Regions from separate parts of the Homo sapiens genome. Here region 1 is linked to region 2. Evidence: chromatin loops called from intact Hi-C (ENCODE). Cell type or tissue: PC-9. All regions are shown on one strand. Each heading gives the region's core, and the rest is flanking DNA. Links, peaks and the distances in the headings are about the cores only. Region 1 has its middle 12 kb from the start of SLC5A11. Region 2 overlaps AQP8 (aquaporin 8).

What was found. Hi-C counts contacts between places; a loop is a spot of excess contacts. Peaks named below come from ENCODE experiments on the same cell type or tissue, not always from the same donor. Only the 100,000 strongest peaks of a DNase experiment are listed, where the experiment ranks them.
Region 1: it touches region 2 in a loop (4-fold over the local background); 13 of 110 quality-filtered maps call a loop at or near these places.

Annotation. Positions count from the first base shown.
Region 1 is chr16:24,828,906-24,839,812 of GRCh38, reverse strand. No RefSeq gene overlaps it. Among named protein-coding and RNA genes, the nearest start is that of SLC5A11, 12 kb to the left of the region's middle. RefSeq lists an enhancer at 5,011-5,305. In PC-9, for the core only: a CTCF peak has its summit at 5,143; no DNase peak of the experiment used is centred there.
Region 2 is chr16:25,220,062-25,230,968 of GRCh38, reverse strand. It overlaps AQP8 (aquaporin 8), which reads right to left. Exons shown (of 6, transcript NM_001169.3): 3 at 9,386-9,512; 4 at 6,393-6,607; 5 at 3,767-3,901; 6 at 2,037-2,525. The coding sequence ends at 2,477. Among named protein-coding and RNA genes, the nearest start is that of AQP8, 8.6 kb to the right of the region's middle. In PC-9, for the core only: CTCF peaks have their summits at 5,312 and 5,517 (motif pointing right); a DNase peak (open chromatin) is centred at 5,558.

The DNA of each region.
Region 1 (10,907 bases), core at 3,063-7,062, 390 kb after region 2:
TGAAAATAGACCCTTACCGGAAAGCCTATTTATGGCAGTAGATTCTGTTGGGGTACAAGCTGTTTATATCTCAATAAACCTTGCCAGTTAGTGCATAGTACATAGTAGATTGTTAATGAATCAACAAGGTCTTTAAAAATTAATCATTAAACACTTTAACAGTAGGTCAACCATGGCAGAGAGGTTAAAATTTGGAGTGTGACTTCAAGACACTTGGAGATTACTGGAGTGGAACAAGATCCCGTGGAAGCCTGTTGACCAAAAACTTCCAGCAGCACAAATCTGGGTTATAGCAGGTGACTTTACTGATAACCCACTGTCATGGGCATTTGTGGCAAGTTCCAGCGCGGGGGCAGTTGCATGGCATGTAGGTAAGTACCTGGGCTCTGCCTTCAGTGTTTAGCTAAATCCTGGCTCTACTGACTTCGTGACTTATGGTAAGTATCCCCATTCACTGCCCTGTGTGTCAGTCTACCCATTTGTCAAATAATTAGGGCTGCTATAAGGATTAAATAAAATAATGCTCTGGGGTGGGAAATGGCCAGCAAAACCTGCCCTCCTCCCTTCCTGGGCACAAGGCTGATTGCACTGGGCAGCCCCGATTTGTGTCTAGCTGTGGCTAACTCTTGCCAGTGGAATGAAAGGGACTGTGATTCACACAATTTCTGCCTCCCGTGATTAAGAGGGAGCTCCCTGCCCTTGTCTTCCCCTCCTTTCTGACTTCTTTTTGGTCAGGATGGTGACTGAGTCCCCTTGCAGGCTGTGTGTAAGGAAAACAGTAGAGCTGCTAGCAGCCTGGGTTCCTGTTGGAACAGAGAAGCCACTGACTTGGAGCCTCCCCGTGGACCGAGACATGGAACAGAATGAATTTCCTTATTTTAGCCGTGTTATTGCTGAGTCACTTGTTACAACAGTGCAGGCTTTCACCCTAAAACATTCATGCACATTGTTTCCAAGTGTGGCTGCTCATGATAAGGGCTGGGTAAACTTTGCTATTAGGACCCTGCTGTCTTGCTCTAGAAGGATACAGCTACTCCAGTCTCAGCACAGGAAAGACACACAGAACACCTTTTTTTTTTTCTTAAGATAGGGTCTCATTCTGTAGCCCAGGCTGGAGTGCAGTGGCACAATCTTGGCTCACTGCAACCTCTGCCTCTTGGGTTAAGCAATTCTCCTGCCTCAGTCCCCTAAGTAGCTGGGATTACAGGTACACATCACCACACTGGCTAATATTTGTGTCTTTAGTAGAGCAGGGGTTTCACCATGTTGGTCAGGCTGGTCTCGAACTCCCGACCTCAAGTGATCTGCCCACCTCAGCCTCCCAAAGTGCTGGGATTACAGGCATGGACCACCACGCCCAGCCACACAGAACATATTCTGACTCTTTTGCAGCATTGCAGAGACACACGCTTTGTCTTTAGACTTCACGGCTCAGTAGGTGTGTGACGTGGGCAAGTTACTTCACCTCTGCAAATCTGCTTCATTATCCGCTAAACGAGGGAGAAATAACAACACCTCCTTCACAGAATAGTGGCGAGCCTTCAATGAGGTAACACCTGTAAACTGTTGAGCTTTCTTCCGTAAGTGCTAAATAACTGTGTGCTACTATTTTAATGACCATCTTCCGTATTCCTAGTAGGGAGCAGATCATAAATTGCCACCTGTTGAAGTTGTTCTGAATCCGGGGTTGGTCGCTGCATCTTGCAGGTGTTTTGCCCAGCAGGATGATCACCTGATAGTGAAAAGCATCTGGTTTTCAGTCCCAGGGCCTTCCTGTCCCCACATAGCCAAAGCCCACGGGGAGTTAGAATAAAACAGAGAAGGCAGATATGGGACCTGTTGGCTACACCTTAGGAAATGTCTGTTCTCATGGTGTCTGTTGATGTGGCTACAGCCTAGACCTTAATGCAAGCCTGGCTCTAAGAAGCAAATTGTCTTGATTGTTTTTTTTTTTGTTTTTTGTTTTTTTTGTTTCGTTTTTGAGACGGAGTCTTGCTCTGTTGCCCAGGATGGAGGGCAGTGGCGCGATCTCTGCTCATTGCAATCTCTGCCTCCCGGGTTCAAGCGATTCTCCTGCCTCAGCCTCCCGAGTAGCTGGAATTACAGGTGCCCCCTAACACGCCTGGGTAATTTTTGTATTTTTAGTAGAGATGGGGTTTCACCATGTTGGCCAGGCTGGTCCCAAACTTCTGGCCTCAGGTAATCCACCCACCTAGGCCTCCCAAAGTGCTGGGATTACAGGTGTGAGCCACCGCGCCCAGCCCTGATTGTTTCTGTTTGTTTGTTTTGAGACAGGATCTTGCTCTGTCACCCAGGCTGGAGTGCAGTGGCATGCTCACAGCTCACTGCAGTCTCGACCTCCTGGGCTCAAGCGATCCTCCTGCTTTAGCTTCCTGAGTAGCTGAGACTATAGGTGTGCGCCAACTCACTTGACTAGTTTTTTAATTTTTTTGTAGAGACAGGTTCTATGTTGCGTAGGCTGGTCTCAAGCTCCTGGGCTTAAACGATCCACCCGCCTCGGCCTCCCAAAGTGCTGGGATTACAGGCCTGAGCCACAATGCCCAACCTCAAATATTTCATGGGTTACATATTATATCATCGTCTCTAATGTCGTCTAAATTCTACAACTTTCATTATCATAATCACCCACATCCATAATAAATAGTAGAGGGGAGGCTTTAGTGACATTCCATTGACTAAAGCAAAGGCGAGCAAACCATTCTCTCCATCTGCCAGGCCGGATCTGGCCCACTGCTTGTTTTTATCAATAAAGTTTTATTGGAACACATCCATGTTCATTTGTTTACCTGTCATCTCTGGCTCTTTTTGTGCAACAATGGTAGAGCTGAATACCTGTGACAGAGACCACATGGCCTGCAAAGCCTAAAATATTTACTACCTGGCCCTTTACAGAAAATACTGCCCTTTGACCCATAGCGTCTCCCTGTGAGGTACCGTCTCCAGAGTCCAGGGAACTGGAAGGAAAAACCTTCAAACTCTCCCATTCCCATTCCCACTCAGAAGTTGCTAAAACCCTCCAGGAAGAAACGTGAATTCAAAGCAACTGTCTGCTAACAAAGGTAAATCCTTCTCTGGAGCCCTCCAGCTTGACTAACAGCCCATTTGCCATCAACCTGGTTATTATGAGAATTTCAATTAAATATAATCCTTCTTCTCTCTCTCTCTTTTTTTTTTTTTTTTTGAGACAGAATCTCACTCTGTTGCCCAGGCTGGAGTGCAGTGGCACCATCTCGGCTCACTGCAACCTCTGCCTCACGAGTTCAAGTGATTCTCATGCCTCAGCCTCCGAGTAGCTGGGATTACAGGTGCACACCACCAAGCCCAGCTAATAAATATAATTCTTCTATGTGTGTGTCTAAACTACTGAGAAAAAGCACAAACAGGACAGAATTGTGAACAAAGCACTCTCTTGAGGCTTTTCTCTGTTAGATACTTTCAAACGTAAAAAACAGGCCAGGCGCAGTGGCTCACGCCTGTAATCCCAGTCCTTTGGGAGGCCAAGGCGGATGGATCGCTTGAGGTCGGAAGTTCGAGACCAGCCTGATCAACATGGAGAAACCCCATTTCTACTAAAAATACAAAATTAACCATTGCACTCCAGCCTGGGCAACAAGAGTGAAACTCTGTCTCAAAAAAAAAAAAAAAATTCCAAAATAATTTTGCCAAGGGAAGAAGCCAGACACACAAAAAGTACATACTCTGATTCATTTACATACAAATGTAGAATCCGGGAACAAATTTCTTGTGATGGATATATGTTTGCCTGGGGATGGGAAAGGCAGGAGGGAGGGGTCACAGAGGGGAAGAAGGAAATTTCTCGGGGCGATGGTGATATGGTTTGGCTGTGTCCCCACCCAAATCTCATCTTGAATTGTAGCTCTCATAACTCCCATGTGCTGTGGGAGGGACCTGGTGGGAGATAATCGAATCACAGGGGCAGTTTCCTCCATACTGTTCTCGAGGTGGTGAATAAGTCTCACGAGATCTAATGATTTTATATGGTTCCCCCTTTCACTGTGTTCTCATTCTTTGCCGGCCGCCATGTAAGATGTCTCTGTGCTCTTCTGCCATGATTGTGAGGCCTCCCCAGCCATGTGGAACTGTGAGTCCATTAAACCTGTTTCCTTTATAAACTACCCAGTCTCGGGTATGTCTTTATCAGCAGTGTGCAAATGGACTAATACAGATGGGTATGTTCGTTCTCCTGTAATGGTTTCATCGGTTATGCCTGTGTCAAAACTCTTCAAATTGTACATGTATGTGTAGTTTATCATGTCATTTCTACCTCAACAAAGTTGTTTTAAGGAATCATAAAAGTCTTTATATAAATGGGTTCTTATGGAAAAACATGGACCAACATTACATGAAAGAAGCCGTGGTTGAAGTTGAGATGGAGGATTAGGGGCTGGAGGGAATTTCTTGGCTTCTGTGGGCTTCCATGAAATTGTGAATGCACTACAGATTATAACGGTGGTGTGGCAGTATTTGAGTGTCTTGGTTCCCCTTATAAGTACTTTTTTTTTTTTTTTTTGAAAGAGTCAGGGTCTTGCTCTGTTGCCCAGGCTGTAGTGCAGTGGCAAAATCATAGCTCACTGCAGCCTTGACCTCCCAGACTCAAGCCATCCTCCCACCTCATCCTCCCAAGTATCTTGGACTATAGGTGTGCACCACCACATCTGGCTAATTTTTGTAGTTTTTGTAGAGATGGGGATCTCACTCTGTTGCCCAGGCTGATCTCTAACTCCTGGACTCAAGCAATCCTCCTGCCTTGACCTCCGAAAGTGCTGGAATTACAGGTGTGAGCCACTGTGCCCAACTTCAAGTACATTCCTATATTTAAATGCGTATGTATTTCTTCATGGAGCTAAATATCGGCACTCTGTTTCTGCTATTCAGTGTTAAAATGTCTGGAATGTACTCCTGGATTCAGCCATTCCGCAGATATTTCTTAAGTGCAAATGTGTGCCAGGCAGTGTTCTAAGCTCTGGGGGTTAAACAGAAAGTGTGGCAGGTCTATCCTCACTCTTGGGTCTTCATTCTCACTCTCTAGGGGCTTCTTCTCCCAGCCTAAGATCACACTGCAGTGTTTCTCAAACTATGAACTAGAGCTACACACAAAGGCTTTTCTGACCTCTGTCTCCCTCTAGCTGCTGCACTGGCTTCCCTTCTTTCCCTCCACTGATCAGTTCCTGACAGTTTACACTTGCCACTCCCTGTGGGGCGCACCCGACCTCCTTGCAGGGTGGAGGCATTCACTGCCTGACTGCTGGGAGAGTGTGGCAGCCAGCTCCCAGCTGAGTCTCCCCAAAAGGAATTGTCCTTAGCCAGAGGAAGGACAATTCCCCTAAATCCACAGCCTAAATCCAGTGCTTGGTCAGTGGGGTGGTCCCTGTCCTTCCTTGGGTGCAGAGCATATTTGAGGGACATCCCAGCTGCACAGCTCCCTGAGAGGTTGGCTGAGGCCTCTGTTGCGACCTCACTGCAGCTCAACTTCTCCCTCTGCCCTGTCCTGCCTCCCTTCCTCCCTTATCAATGTACTCTGAGGATATTTTCCAATAAGCCACCTCCACTCAGATCTGCACCTCAGAATGTGATTCTTGGGAAATCCAATCTACACCACCACCTTCATCTCCATTATCCATTAACCCCTCACCCCACTGGGACCTGGCGTCTGCCTCTACCCCAAAAATGATCTCCACTGTCACAGAACCATGCATGGCTTTCCCCATAGATTTCTTGACAGGCAGCATTTCAGACCATGGCTTTCTCCTTCCCTGAAATTTCCCCTCTCCCCAGATCTGAGACTCCACTCTCTCATGTTGTCCATGCCCAACCCTCACCTCATCAATGCCTCTTTGAATCTTTGACTCTTCCTGCTCAGATCTCTAGTCTCCTTTCTTCTTCTCAAATTATGATATTTCCTGAGCCCTCATTCTACATGCTTACCCATTTCCATGCCTCAGCCATCACCTGTGATTTACAAACCCCAAATTGATATCTCTATTATTGGTTTCTTCCTTAAACATGCATCTATCCATCCATTTATCCATCCATCCATTTATCCATCCATCCGTCAATCCATGCATCCATCCAACCATCCAGCCATCTATCCATTCATCCATCCATCCATCCATGCATCCGTCCATCCATGCATCCGTCCATCCATCCATCCATCCATCCATCCATGCATCCATCCATCCATCCATCCATCCATCCATCCATCCATCCCTGCATCTGTCCATCCATCCATCCGTCCATCCATCTGTCCAACCATCCATCCATCCATCCGTCCATCTGTCCATCCGTCTGTTCATCTGTCTGTCCATCCATCCATTCATCCATGCATCCAACAAATATTTTCAGTGCTCTGAGCTAGGTGCTAAGGATACAGTGGTGAAAAAATATAGTGTCCTCACCACTTAAAAGCAGCTGTCAACTGGACAGCTCCACTGGGCTGTTTCCCAGGCTCCTTGATACATCATATTGCACACCCACCTGCCACTCCCTGCACCAGGAAACCCACTCTTATCCTCCAGGGTCCTCTCCCTTAGCTAGTAGTGGTTCACCAAGTCAGAAACGTGAGATTGTCCTAGACTCCTCTCCTTCACTCTCCACAGACCCTAGCATCCATCTCATTGGCTCTTCATGCATTTAGCTCTTCCTCGCATCTCTATGCTACAGCCCTGATTCCGGCTTTTATAAATTCTTGTCTCAACTTCCAAATTAGTTTCCCAGCTAGCCTCAAGGCCCAGACCCTTCCAGTTCCTGCTCCACACCCTCCTAGAGGGGTTGGTTAATGTTCGCTCTTCAAGCACGTCACCCACCTTGGATCCCTTTTCTACCCCTCCTGACTGTGCTCGGTGCTCCATGAAGCTGATTGCTGTGGGTTTCAGGTGATATCACCCGGCTCTCCTTGCTTCCTGGCATCCAGTTAGGTTTGACCGTTCAAGCAGGCTGGGCGTGGTGGCTCACGCCTGTAATCCCAGCCCTTTGGGAGGCTGAGGTGGGAGGATCACTTGAGCCTGGGAGGTTGAGGCTGCAGTGAGCTGAGATTGCACCACTGCACTCCAGCTTAGGTGACAGAGTGAGACCCTGTTTCAAAAAAAAAAAAAGACACCTCTTGATAGCCGTTTATATAGATCTATCTCATTGTCTTAGTGGCTAAACATTCCGGCTTCCGGATGAAGTATAGTTTATTTAACTGTTCCCTTCTTAGAACCAGCACTACTAGTTGTTCCCCAATATCCAGTCTCTCCTTCTTCCCCAATAGCAGAAGTGTCACATCTAAGCTGGGGACAAGACATTCAGAATAAAGACTATGAGTTGCAGCCTTCCTGCTCATGTGATTTTCTTCTGCCCAATGGCATGTGAGCATAGCTGGGGGTCATGCCCTTAGTGGGGAGGAGCATGCTCTCCCCATCCCTCTCTTTCTCCACTGGCTGGGATGTGACTGTGGAAGTGAGATATCTGTGCCTCTGCAGATGAAGACAGTGTTGCAATGATGGAAGGCGTCTTGGGTCCTTAAGTAGAGCGAGGATACCAGCCCTGGACTCCTTACAGCCAGACATTCCATGACAACAGGTTGGTCTAACTCCAAAGACCACATTAACCAATAACCAGTAGCAACTTCCGAGGGCAAAGAAAAGCACGTGAAAAGATCTCGTCCTCTGTTATGCTCCCTGACCTCGGACACTCACAACTTTGCCGTTTCTGCACGTTGCCTCAACTGTTATTTACCTAACAGCTTCTTTCAATTTAGCCCTCTTCTAAAATACAACAGAAATGTATTTATTTAAAGGAAAACTAGCTGGGCACGATAGCTCATGTCTAATCCCAGCACTTTGGGAGGCCAAGGTGGAAGGATCGCTTGAGCCCAGGAGTTCGAGAGCAGCCTGGGAAACATAGTGAGATCTCATTTCTACAGGGAAAAAAAAAAATTAGCTGGGCATGGTGGTGTGTGCCTGTGGTCCCAGCTACTCAGGAGGCTGAGGTGACAGGACCTCTTGAGCCCAGGAGGCCGAAGCTACAGTGAGCCATGATCATGCCACTGCACTCCAGCCTGGGGGACAGAGTAAGACCCTGTCTCTAAACAAACAAACAAATAAAAGGAAAACTTGGCAGGACATGGTGGCTCATGACTGTAATCCCAACACTTTGGGAGGCCAAGGCAAGTGGATCACGAGGTCAGGAGTTCAAGACCAGCCTGGCCAAGATGGTGAAACCCTCTCTTTACTAAAAATACAAAAATTAGCTGGGCGCGGCAGCAGACACCCGTAATCCCAGCTACTCGGGAGGCTGAGACAGGAGAGTTGCTTGAACCCTGGGGGCGGAGGTTGCAGTGAGCCAAGATCACACCATTGCACTCCAGCCTTGGCAACAGAGAAGACTCCATCTCAAAAAAAAAAAAAAAAAAAGAAAAAAAAGAAACCTTAACAGACCATTGTTTGCCATATCCAACAGGGAGTGATGAAAAACCCAATAAAACCAAACAATGTTATTAAATCAAAAATTAAAAACAAAATGAAATACAGGTACCTAAAAAATAAGTTCCCAAAGAGAAGAATGGGCCTTTTGTTGCTTATGCAATAACGACCTGTAGTCATTGCTAGTACCCATAACCTTTAACTTTATGCCTGAAAAGTCCATTTTAATCACTTAAGATTTAATCACGTGATCTCATTTTCATCACAGTGACTCTAGAAGATGCAATGATGGCAAGGGGCTTGGGTTCTGGTGCCACAGCAGAACTGGGGCAAAACCCCCCGCAACCTGCACCTTGGGCCTCCCGGGATCAATGGCTAGGCCTCACCACAGCACAGGGTCCTAAAGGGTCTTGGGGTCACTTGCTGAGATGATTTTTTTTTTTAACTTTTTGTTGTCAACTTATTTACTTCTCTGCCAATATTCAAATAGGTAAGCATTCATAAAACAGCAAAAAAAAAAAAAAAAAAAAAAAAAAAAAATTCCTCTAGAACGGCCAAAGAATCTGTTCTACTTTACTTTTTAGAAACCTGGAAACCAGGAGCTCTGGCATTTGTGGAATAGCAGCATTGAAAATATCTACGATAGGCTGGGCTCAGTGGCTCATGCCTGTAATCCCAGCACTTTGGGAGACCGAGGTGGGCGGATCACCTGAGGTCAGGAGTTTGGGACCAGCCTGGCCAACATGGTGAAACCCCGTCTCTACTAAAAATACAAAAATTAGCTGGGTGTGGTGGCGCACACTTGTAATCCCGGCTACTCAGGAGGCTGAGGCAGGAGAATAGCTTGAACCGGGGAGGCGGAGGTTGCAGTGAGCCGAGATCAAGCCACTGTACTCCAGCCTGGGTGACAGAGTGAGACTCCGTCTCAAAAAAATAAAAAATAAAAAAAACCTCCTATATCAAAAATATCATTTGATGATCATTACTACATAAGAGCTTTGTTCACAGTGTTGGGATAATTGCAGATTCACATGTGGTTATAAGGAACAATACAGAGATGTCCTGTACTCTCAACCCAGTTCCCCTCAATAGTCACATCTTGAAAAACTATCATAGTACAATATCACAACCAGGAGACTGACAGTCATCTGGTTCACTGACTGCATTCAGATGTCCCGGGTTTTACTTGTATTCATTGTGTGTGTGTGCGCACACACACGTGTGCACGTGTGCATTTAGACATGAAGCAGGAAAACAAAGTGATAGCAAATTGTAACGTGCTATAAAAAAGTAAAGGTTTTAAAACATGCTGGGGCCCTATTAAATCAGACTGTCTGGGGTGGCGCCTGAGCTTTGGGGTATTTCCAAGTGGTTTTAATAGACAGCCAGGCCTGGGTAGCACGGCCTTAGCCTTGGAGCCCTGCCCTCATTCCTTCTCTGGGGGTCTCACTCTATTGCCCAGGCTGGTCTCTAACTCCTGGGCTCAAGCGATTCTCCTCTCAGCCTCCCAAAGTGCTGGATTACAGCCGACGGCCACCGCACCTGACCCAGTGGTCACCTTTCACTGTCCCCCTTGCCCACTCTGTCTCAGACACCCTGGGCTCCGGGCTGTTACCTGAATTGTCCTTTCCCCAAGCTGGGCTGTTGCTTCCCATCTTTCAGGTGTCTGCTTGGACGCCACCTCCTCAGAAAGGAGTATTTTACGCCAATGCTCAGGCCATCTTTGGTGGGTTCCGAGCAGGGGTGACCAGGGATTGCCAGTGTGCCACGGGGTCCCACTGCCCCCATTCATCTCCCAGCCTCTTGTCTTCACAGTAGTTCTCTGTAGATATGGGGGCAGTGGTTGAGGGGTGCTTTCCACAGAATATGGAGCCAAAGCCTTAAAGCAAGAGCCCCCCCAACCCCCAAACCTCCCAAGGCCCGGGCTCAGCACTCCTGGGGGAGGGAGGGGTCTGTCGGGTACAGGAGAGGATTGATTAGATAAGGCAGAATCGCAAATGCGTAGAGCTCTCCCTCTGCAGTGTCAGTGTCCCTGGAGCACATCTGACCCCATCAGGCAGGAAGTCTCCACATGGTGAGAGCACGACTTTAACCTCTCCTGAACCCTTTCTAACCTCTCTTCTCACCTTTGATAAGTATATCTACCCAGAATGGAATACATTTTGTTTTTATTTCTTGTATAGCTCTCTTTTATATATGGACACTGATTTTCTGTATAAGGTAATGATATCAACTTTCCTTTATAAAGAAATTGGAGGAGTTGATTAAACAATTTTTTTTAAAATTTATTTTTGATCTGAGTGTCTCAGGTTGAACATGTTGCCCAGGTTGGTGTCAGACACCTGGGCTCAAGCAATCCTGCTTCAGCCTCAGGGATTATAGGCTCGTGCCTCTACGCCCCGCAGAAGTTGATTTTATCACTATGAAATCGATAGAAACCCAGGCGGTTCAGGGATGCAGCAA
Region 2 (10,907 bases), core at 3,232-7,231:
TGTTAGCTATATACATATAAGTATATATATGTATGGATGTATATCTTTTGTTATTTACTAGATTAATCAAAGATTTATTTCATTATTTCACCAAACAAAATAGTAACTTTTAATATTTTTTACTCTTCTTTTACTTTATTTTGTGGCAGGGTCTTACTCTGTTGCCCAGGCTGGAGTGCAGTGGCATGGTCTTGGCTCACTGCAACCTCTACCTCCCGGTTTCAAGCAATTCTCCTGCCTCAGCCTACCAAGTAGCTGGGATTACAGGCACCCGCCACTATGCCTGGCTAATTTTTGTATTTTTAGTAGAGAAGGGGTTTCACCATGCTGGCCATGCTGGTCTTGAACTCCTGACCTCAAGTGATCCTCCCACCTCAGTCTCCCAAGGTGCTAGGATTACATGTGTGAGCCAGAGCGCCTGGCCTTTTTTTTTTTTTTTTTTTTTTTTTGAGACAGGATCTCACTCTGTTGCCCAGGCTGGAGTGCATTGGTGCTGTCATAGCTCACTGCAGCCCCAACCTCCCAGGCTCAAGCGATCCTCCCACCTCAGCCTCCCAAGTAGAGGAGACTACAAGCATGTGCCACCTGCCCAGCTAATTTTTTTATTTTTTGTAGTTACAGGGTCTTGCCATGTTGCCTGGATGGTCTCGAACTCCTGGCCTGAAGCAATCCTCCGCCTTGGCCTTTCAAAGTACTGGGATTACAGGCGTGAAACACCATGGCTGACCCATTTTGAACTCTGTAAATGTCCTAATTTGCTTGTTTCTGATTGTATCATATTTTTTCCTCCCCTTTTCTATTCTGTCGGGTTGTCATCGTTATTCTTGTTTGTTATTCTCCTTTTCCCTGAGAATGGTTTGGATGTGTGGCTATATCGTGAATCTATTTCCTCCATGGACAATCTCTTATTGTAGTGGTGATTTTCTTCATTTTTGCTCAAGTGAGCATTTTGCTCATCTTGTTGAAGTGGGTGAGTTTTCGGTTGTTGTTGAGAGTGGTTTCTCCCTGGCCCTTCTTTCTGGTGTTATAATGATCATCTTCCATAAATGACCCATCGATTCTTATGGAGAAGACACATACTCTACTTCGAAGGGGTGACTTCCAGGGTGTGTCTTTCCGTCCTTTCTTATCTGTTATACTCCTATCTTCCACCCAAGTGCCACTGGTTCTTCAGGCCTGTACTGTGTCACTTGTTCAGGATTCTATTATGTTAGCACAAAAGTAATTGCAGTTTTTGCCATTGAAAGTAATGGGCTGGCTGGGCAACTGGCTGGGCACTGTGGCTCACGCCTGTAATCCCAGCACTTTGGGAGGCCGGGGTGGGTGGATCACTTGAGGTCAGGAGTCCAAGACTAGCCTGACCAACATGGTGAAACTCCGTCTCTGCTAAAAATACAAAAATTAGCTGGGCATGGTGGCATATGCCTGTAATCCCAGCTACTTGGGAGGCTGAGGCAGGAGAAGTGCTTGAACCTGGGAGGCAGAGGTTGAAGTGAGCTGAGATCATGCCACTGCACTCCAGCCTGGGTGACAGAGCAAGACTCTGTCTCAAAAAAAAAAATTTTTTTTGCACCAACCTAATATTTCCTCAGGAAATTCTTGCAGCCCATCCCAATCCCACCCACCCCCCCACCTCCCCACCTAGAGTGAATGAATGGGCTGACCCATGTCCTGGACAGCACCAAGCACTCGAGTAGGGACAGCACTGGGCACTCAGCCAGACCCTGGACTCTGCCTGGGGGTTTTCAGCAGGGTCCTGAGGTCTGTGATCTGGAATTGACTCTGACTAGACTCCAAGTTGGACTCAATATGCACTCTGAGCTCCAGACAGAGCTCCAGGATGGGCCCGTCCAAGTGGAGACAGGCTCTGGTCTGGCCTCAACTTCAAGAGCCTGCCATGGCCCAGGACTCTGAGCTGGGCTGTGGGATCAGCTCAGGCCTAACCCCAGCCAAGGCCTAACCCCAGACTTTTTTTTTTGCTTGCTTTCTCCTCAGCAGTGCCCATTTCTCAAATGAAAGGCAAGCCAGTGAGCACGTGGAAGGAAACACTGGACTATTTATTGCAAAGTGAGAATTGTCAGCTTGAGAAGCAAGGAAGTGGCCAGGCCCCCAACAAAGCAATCAAGCAAGAAATGGGGTGCGGGAAATGAGCTGATGTGCAGAAACAGCCTCCTTGTCCAACTCGGGGACATTCCTCTCAAGAAACACGCTCGTGTTGTGGTGTTTGCACTGCTCTCTGGGCAGTGCGGGCAGCGTGTTCCCCAGGCTGGGGTCTCTGATGAGCACAAAGGAATTCCAAGAACCTAGAGCCTCCTCAGCAGTCAGTCTATCTGAGAAAGCAGGCCCAAGCAGTGGAAGCAGGGGGTCGCTCCTCTGGGCCTCTGCCCTGGCAGGAAATGCAGGAACTCCCCTGTCCTCAGTCTGGGACAGGTGAGCTGAGGACACCTGGAGCAGCAGGAATCCCACGAGCTCTGCTTCACCGAGCCTTCAGGATGAGGCGGGTCTTCCCATCTCCAATGAAGCACCTGCAAGAAAGATGACCCAGTAAGGTCTCTGCCCCGGAGGTGAGACCCAGCCCTTCGTCATGTCTCCAGGCTCAGAAGTCTCCAGAAAGATGACTTCCTGAGCCTCCCCAGCCTTAATAGCCAGATCCCCTTGCAGAGAGAGAGACAGTTTCCTGCTTGGTTTCTTTTTTTTTTTTTAATTGAGACAGAGTCTCACTCACCCAGGCTGGAGTACAGTAGCATGATCTCAGCTCACTGCAGCTTCCACCTCCTGGGTTCAAGCAATTCTCATACTTCAGCCTCCCGAGTAGCTGGGACTACAGACAAGCACCACCACACCTGGCTGATTTTTGTATTTTTAGTAGAGACAGGGTTTTAACCATGTTGGCCAGGCTGGTCTCCAACTCCTGACTTCAAGTGATCCACCCACCTTGGCCTCCCAAACTGCTGGGATTACAGGCGTGAACCACATGCCCGGGTCCTGCTTGGTTTCTAACCCTTTTCCTGAAGATGCTCATTGCTGCCACTCTGAAAGCCCAGAATTAAATGAAGCCGGGTGCAGTGGCTCACGCCTGTAACCCAGCGCTTTGGGAGGCAGATCACTTGAGGTCAGGAGTTGGAGACCAGCCTGGCCAACATGGTGAAGCCCCATCTCTACCAAAAAAATCACAAAAACTGGCTGGGCGCGGTGGCTCATGCCTATAATCCTAGCACTTTGGGAGGCCCAGGCAGGTGGATCACATGAGGTCAGGAGTTCGAGACCAGCCTGGTCAACACGGTGAAAACCCGACTCTACTAAAAATATAAAAATTAGCTGGGCGTGGTGGCGGCGCCTGTAGTCCCAGCTGCTTGGCAGGCTGAGGCAGGAGAATCTCTTGAACCCGGGGGCGGAGGTTGCAATAAGCCAGAATCACACCACTGCACTCCAGCCTGGGCAACAGAGGGAAACTGTCAAAAAAAGAAAAGGAGAAAGACCAAGTCCTAAAGACATTGTTTGAGCGCCACCTGAAACCACTGCTACCTGTGAAGTTTTTGATGATGTGAGCCAATGAATTCCTCTTTATGACATAAGCTATTTTGAAATAGATCTCTGTCACTTGCAACCAAAGCTCCTAGATGGAGCCATTTTCTTTGCCTCTAAAGAGGCTCCCTCTTTTCTCTTCCAAACCCAAGTGAGAGCCTAGCCCTCTAGTCCCGGACTCTCTGGGAGATGTTGCCAAGTGCCCATCCAATGGGCCGGTGACCCTGTGTCACACTCCTACCTAATGAGCAGTCCAACAAGCAGGCCAGCCAGGAGTGGGCCCAGCCAGTAGATCCAGTGGAAGTTCCAGTGGTTGGCCACCACCGCAGGTCCAAAAGCACGGGCGGGATTCATGCAGCCTCCAGACACAGGGCCCCTGCAAACACCCAGGCACCAAGGTCACCAGGATCCCAGCCAAACCCCACCTCACCTCACACTCATGTCCCCAACTAGGCCTAGTCACACACCACCCAGAAACCCTCTCTAAACTCCTACATCATGAGCTCCTGGGTAGATCCTAAAGAAGGCAGAGGGGCTATTAGCACCAGGAAGCAGAAGGCATGGCTCCCCGCTGGGCGTGCAGTCCAGCACTCCCCACACACTCCTCTAGAATGCCCAGCAAAAATGCCTACTGGGTGATGGCAGGAAGAGAAGCTGGAGCTACATTTGCTCCAAAGTCTACAAAGGAAAGTCAATCAGTTTCAATCCTTTTGGAGTCAAGCTGACCTAGATTCAAAACCCAGCCCACACATTATAAAATAACAAAAAGTGTATCATAGGATTGTTCGTGACCCAAAGAATAAATGCTTGAGGGGATGAATACCCCGTTTACTTTGACGTGATTATTACACATTGCATACCTGTATCAAAACATCTCATGTAACCTCAGCCAGACACAGAGGCTCATGCCTGAAATCCCAGCAGTTTAGGAGGCCAAGGCAGGCAGATCACTTGAGGTCAGGAGTTAGAGACCAGCCTGGCCAACATGGTGAAACCCTGTCTGTATTAAAAATACAAAGTTAGCTGGGAATAGTGGCACACGCCTGTAGTCCCAGCTACTGGGGAGGCTAAGCCAGGAGAATTGCTTGAACCTGGGGGTTGGAAGTTGCAGTGAGCCATGATCATGCCACTGCACTCCAGCCTGGGTGACAGAGCAAGACTCTGTCTCAAAAACTAAAACTAAAAATAAAATAAAATAACGAAGAGTATAAGTGGATTGTTTGTGACACAAAAAATAAATGCTTGAGGGGATGAATACCCCATTCACCTTGATGTGATAATTATGCATTGCATGCCTGTACCAAAACATCTCATGTAACCCAGAAATATATACACCTACTAGGTTCACCCACAAAGCTTTAAAAATATACATATAAAGAAAGAAAAACCCCAGCCCAGATAGTTCTAGGTGTGGGAACCTCCATGAACCTCTCTGTGTTCAGGTGAGGTGAAAGTGACTATCCCATAGGTTGTCATCAGGAGTGAATGAGAAAATGCAAATGGAGCCCACACCTCGAATATAATTAATGTACAAAAAGCATTAACTAATCTAGCTGGTCCAGATGAGGCCCTTGTTGCACCACAAGCTTAAGACCCAGAATCCTACAGGGAGACTCTTCCCCAGGTGCACTCCTCTCGTTCTGGGGCTCTGTCTTTACCCCATTCTCTCCAGCTGGGGGCCTGTAGACCTCATCCCCACCCTGTGTCCAGCTTCGAAGTCAAAAAGCTTGTAAGTAGGCGGGGCGCGGTGGCTCAGCCTGTAATCCCAGCACTTTGGGAGGCCAAGGCGGGCGGATCATGAGATCAGGAAATCGAGACCATCCTGCCTAATACGGTGAAACCCCGTCTCTACCAAAAATACAAAAAAAAATTAGCCGGGCGTGGTGGCGGACGCCTGTAGTCCCAGATACTCGTGAGGCTGAGGCAGGACAATGGCGTGAACCCGGGAAGCGGAGCTAAAAAAAAAAAAAAGGGCTTGTAAGTGAATCAAAGACCACTAGGGGGCAGCAAAGCATGGCCACAGCTTTACACACACATTCCCCAGCCTGCCCCAGGCTCCACCTCCCAAAGTTGAGGGAGAGCTGACCCAGGAGAAAGGTTAGACTTGGTTCTGTGTCCAAAAGAAAGGAAAGAGTCAGACATTAGGGAGGGGCTCCCTGGGCTGGGCACTGTGGCTCATGCCTGTAATTCCAGTACTTTTGAGAGGCCAACGCAGGAGGATGGCTTGAAGCCAGGAGTTCAAGACCAGCCTGGGCAACAGAGCGTGACCCCTATCTCTACAACAAAAATTAAAAGGGTTCACTCAGCCTCTTGTCCCAAATCTATCACTTAATTTGCCACTGCCCACTGACCTTAAATAAGTCACTTCTGTCCTCTCTAAGCCTCAGTTTCCTTATCTATAAAACGGGAGACATCATCCCCAATCTTGTCTACTTAATCCCTTCCAAAGCCTGCTGGGAGTCTAAAAATAAATGAGACAACAGCTACACATGCTCTTTGTAAGCCTGAGGCTAAAACCCGGCTGCCCGCTGACCGAATGAACACAGTTCACAGAAATGTTGTATTTACGCTACCAACATTGGAAAACATCACATACAGATTTAAATTTCTGACTTCCTTTGAATGAAAGCATCAGCCCAGACCCATGTACCCAGCAATAATTGACAAGAGCTGAACTGACTGCAGCACCTCTGACACTGCAGTCCCCACCACTCCCTGTTGTCTGCCTGATGCCAGCCCCCCTCCCCATTTGCAGCACCTTCCTGGCCCCTAATAGCAACTGAATCTGTGACCCTCAGGCCTGAAATCCCCCAGAGCTGAACAGCACAGATCTGGGCATGGTCACCCCACTGCCAAGGGACACTCACCCAGCCAGGATATCCACGGTGACGGCAAAGCCGATGGAGAACGGGGCCAGAGGGCCCTTTGTCTTCTCATTGATGGCACCCATGCATACAGCCAGGGCCAGCAGCGTCGTCAGGATGATCTCTGCCACCAACGCCCCTGCCACCTGCCCCTGCTCCTGGACTGTCACAAAGGCCGCCCCAGATGCATTCCAGAACCTCTCCTCAGGACTCACCGCCTGCACAGAGAAGCTGCTGAGCCTCACAGTGGGGCAGAGAGACAGCTGGAAACTGAGGGGAGAGGGCCTAAAAAACGCATGCTACCCACCTTAAGAGCCAGTGAAGGGTTATGTCCAATTTCAGTTAGATATACCTGCATCCACATCCCAGCTCTGCCAGATTTTACTGTGCGACCCTGCGTGAACTACTGAACCTTTCTGAGCCTCACTTTGTTCAGCTGAAAAATAGTAATGGGGCTAGGCGTGGTGGCTCACGCCAGCAACCCCAGCACTTTGGGAGGCTGAGATGGGTGGGTCACTAGAGCCCAGGAGTTTGAGACCAGCCTTGCCAACATGGTGAAACCCCATCTCCACTACAAATACAAAAATTAGCGGGGTGAAGTGGCAGGCACCTGTAATCCCAGCTGCTCAGGAGGCTGAGGCACCAGAATCACTTGAACTCTGGAAGCAGAGGTTGCAGTGAGCTGAGATCACACCACTGCACTCCAGCTTGAACAACAGAGCAAGACTCCGTCTCAAAAAAAAAAAAAAGAAAAAGAAAAAGAAAAATGGGGATAACCCAGTCATGGCTCCAGGTTACAGACCTAAAACTTATGTAACTTAGATGATCCTCTTTGAGAAAAAGAACATAAACTATCTTTTTATTTTTCTTTGACACAGAGTCTAGCTCTGTCACCCAGGCTGGAGTGCAGTGACACGATCATAGCTCACTGCAGCCTGGACCTCCTGGGCTCCAGTGTTCCTCCTACCTCAGCCTCTCATGTAGCTGGGACCACAGGTACATACCAACCATGCCCACCTAATGTTTTTTTTAAAATTTTTTGTAGAGATGGAAGGTCTTACTATGTTGCCCAGGCTGGTCTGGAACTCCTAGGCTCCAGTGATCCTCCCGCCTCTGCCTCCCAAAATGCTGGGATTACAGGCACCAGCCGCCATGCGTGGCTAAAAATACCTTACTCTTAGAAACTTTACAAACACATATGATCAGGTGAACTCATTGCTAAGCCCCCACAGGACCGTGGAAGGGGCATGTGCAGGAGAGCCCTGAAGCCTGAGCTCAATTATTTCTATGGGCGATCGGCCTCAGGGCTATCACAGCCCCGAAGGGGAAAGACAGTGCAGTGCACAAGCTTCTGGACTCTGGATCCAGTCGGGGCTGTGCTGCTTACAGGCACGTCTGAACTTGAGCAAGTTACCTGCTTCTCTGCACCTCTGTTTTCTCATCTATAAAATAGGGATGATACTGACAGCTCCCAGCTCACAGACAAGGCCGTTGGTGTGCCTGGCACAAGGTAAGCGCTCTCTATGAACTGACTATGGTTTTTCATAAAGTTGCTGGGAGATGAAATAAGAGAATATGTGTAAAACATTTAGCAGGAAGAATGTGCTTAGGGAACCCTGCTGCCCCGCAGCTGTCAGAACCATGTTTGACAGGTTTTAAGTGGCAGGGCTTGAGCTCGAGTCTGGCCACTGCTTTTCAGAGCAGAAGCCGAGAAGGAAGGTCCCGGGCGTGTTCCATAGACAGGGGAACAGGCTGTGGCTCTCAAATTGGGACATGGAGAGACCACAGCAGGGGATGACAGTAAAGTGAGGCTTGAGAACAAAGTCTGCGGTGGGTCAGCACTTACAGCTTCAGACCCTATCACAGCCAAGCTGACAGAGCTCCCCCATCCACCACCCCCCACACACACACCAAGCAAGGCCCACATCTTGAAGGGCTTGAAGTATCCCTGGCTGAACCAAGACTTAAGGGCAAAAGAAAAGAAAGAAAGAGAGGGAAAAAAAAGAAAAAGAGGGATGAAGGGAGAAAGTCTATCCATGGATTTATGCATAAAGCTATGAAAACTCTGTGGCTGGCCAGGCTCGGTGGCTCATGTCTGTAATCCCAGCACTTTGGGAGGCCAAGGCAGGAAGATCACTTGAGGCCAGGAGTTGGAGGCCAATGTGGTCAACACAGCGAGAGCCCACCTCTACAGAAAAAAATTTTTTTTAATTTATTTATTTTTTATTGATAATTCTTGGGTGTTTCTCACAGAGGGGGATTTGGCAGGGTCATAGGACAATAGTGGAGGGAAGGTCAGCAGATAAACAAGTGAACAAAGGTCTCTGGTTTTCCTAGGCAGAGGAAATTAGTTGGGTGTGGTGACACACACCTGTAGTCCCAGCTACTCAAGAGGCTGAGGCAGGAGGATCACTTGAGCCCAGGAGGTCGAGCCTGCAGTGAGCTATGATTGCACCACCACACTCCAGCCTGGACAACAGAGTGAGACCCTATCTCTAAAATAAAAAAGAGAGGCCGGGCACAGTGGCTCATGCCTGTAACCCCAGCACTTTGGGAGACCAAGGCAGGTAGATCACTTGAGCTCAGTAGTTCAAGACCAGCCTGGCCAACATGATGAAACCCCGTCTCTACTAAAAATACAAAAATTAGCTGGGCATGGTGGCATGCGCCTGTAATCCCAGTTACTCAGGAGGCTGAGGTGGGAGAATTGCTTGAGCCCAGGAGGCAGAGGTTGCAGTGAGCCAAGATCAGGCCACTGCACTCCAGCCTGGGTGACAGAGCAAGACTCCATCTCAAAAAAACAAACAAATAAAAAATACAATAAAATGCAATAAGAAAGAAAGAGAGAAGAAAAACGTCCACCAATTCCACTGGCAGAAACAAGCAAAAGATTGGACATTTCCCCACTCCCCACTGTCCCACACACACACCCACATATGCACCTCCAGCAGCCCCATCAGAGAGGAAGACTAGCCCAGCCCCTGGGGTTTACCCACCTTGGCCAAGGCAGCCCCGAGCATCCCCCCGAGCAGCTGTGAGACCCAGTACGGGAGGAGCATCACCAGGTTGAGGCCTCCGATCAGCATGGCTGCCAGGGACACCGCAGGGTTGAAGTGTCCACCACTGTAACCCACAAGAGCAGAGGAAGTCATGAGCCCAGGGCTGACCACATGGCTGGCACTTGAGACAGTGTGTCCCAGCCAACCCACCAGGCTGGCCTCTCAGGGCAAGAGTCAGTCCGGGGCCCAGCTCAAATACAAAGAGGCACCAAATTGCTTCCATTTTCCCTGAGATGCCAGGCAGAGGGTAAGAGATAAAGGGCAGCCTCTAAGTCCAAAGCCCAGCCCCCAGGATGGCCCTGGAGGAAGAGCGTGTAGGGAGACCATCCCTTAACTCCTCCCTGACTCCCTCCAAGCCTCCCTCCAGCCCTTCAGAGATGTGGCCACAGGTCAGATTGAGATACCAAGGCTCCAAGTTAGTAGCCCAAGAGCGGTATCCAGGCCTCCCCTTATGATTTGTTTGATTTTACGAGACGGAGTCTTGCTCTGTCGCGCGGGCTGCAGTGCAATGGTGTGATCTCGGCTCACTGCAGCTTCCACCTTTTGAGTTCAAGCAATTCTTCTGACTCAGCCTCCTAAGTAGCTGGAACTACAGGTGTGTGCCACCACGCCTGGCTTATTTTTGTATTTTTAGTAGAGACGAGGTTTCACCATGTTGGTCAGGCTGGTCTCAAACTCCTGACCTCAAGCGATCCACCCACGTCGGCCTCCCAAAGTGCTGGGGTTACAGGCACGAGCTACCGTGCCCGGCCCGGGTCTCCCTTTATGAGTAGCTAGGCCCTGAATAAGACCTCCTGATTGGTTGAACTGCTCAGCCAGTGAAAACCCTACTTGTGGTCTGAAAGTGTGATGGGTGTAAAATGCAGATTTGGAGTTCAGGCTGAAAATGGCATTGAGAATCACGGGGTGGAGTTGGAGGTTCATGACCAGGTTAGGGATTGGGATTGGGAGTTTGGGGTGTGGAAGGGAATTAGACAAGTCAGAACCTGAGGTCAAAGGGCAGGTTGCAGTTGATCAGCCACCCCCTGGCTCATGGGTAAAGAGCCTTCGTGTTCACCAAGATGTTCAACCAGCCCAGGCCCCAGAGCCAGGGTGGCTGCACTCACATCAGTGTCCCAACCAGTCCCACTCTGATGGAGGAAATATTGTCACAGTTTGGCCTCCTGAATCCATCTGGTTTCCAGGAATGGATACTCCCCAATGAGAGAGAAAGGGACCCCAAGACTCCCCATGTCACTTGAGAACCAAAGTGCCCCCCTAATGTAAAGAGCCCACCAATGAGCTTACCCATCCTCCAAAGGACATAGGACATTCAGTTGAGACTGGGCAGAGGACCTCAGCTCTGCCCAAAAGGACTTTGTCCAACACCCTGATAGCTCGAGACCAGCTACCCCAACTTGTCTGGCTCAGCTCTGGGCCCAGGCCCTCAGATAAGCTCCATGCACGGTTTGATTTGATT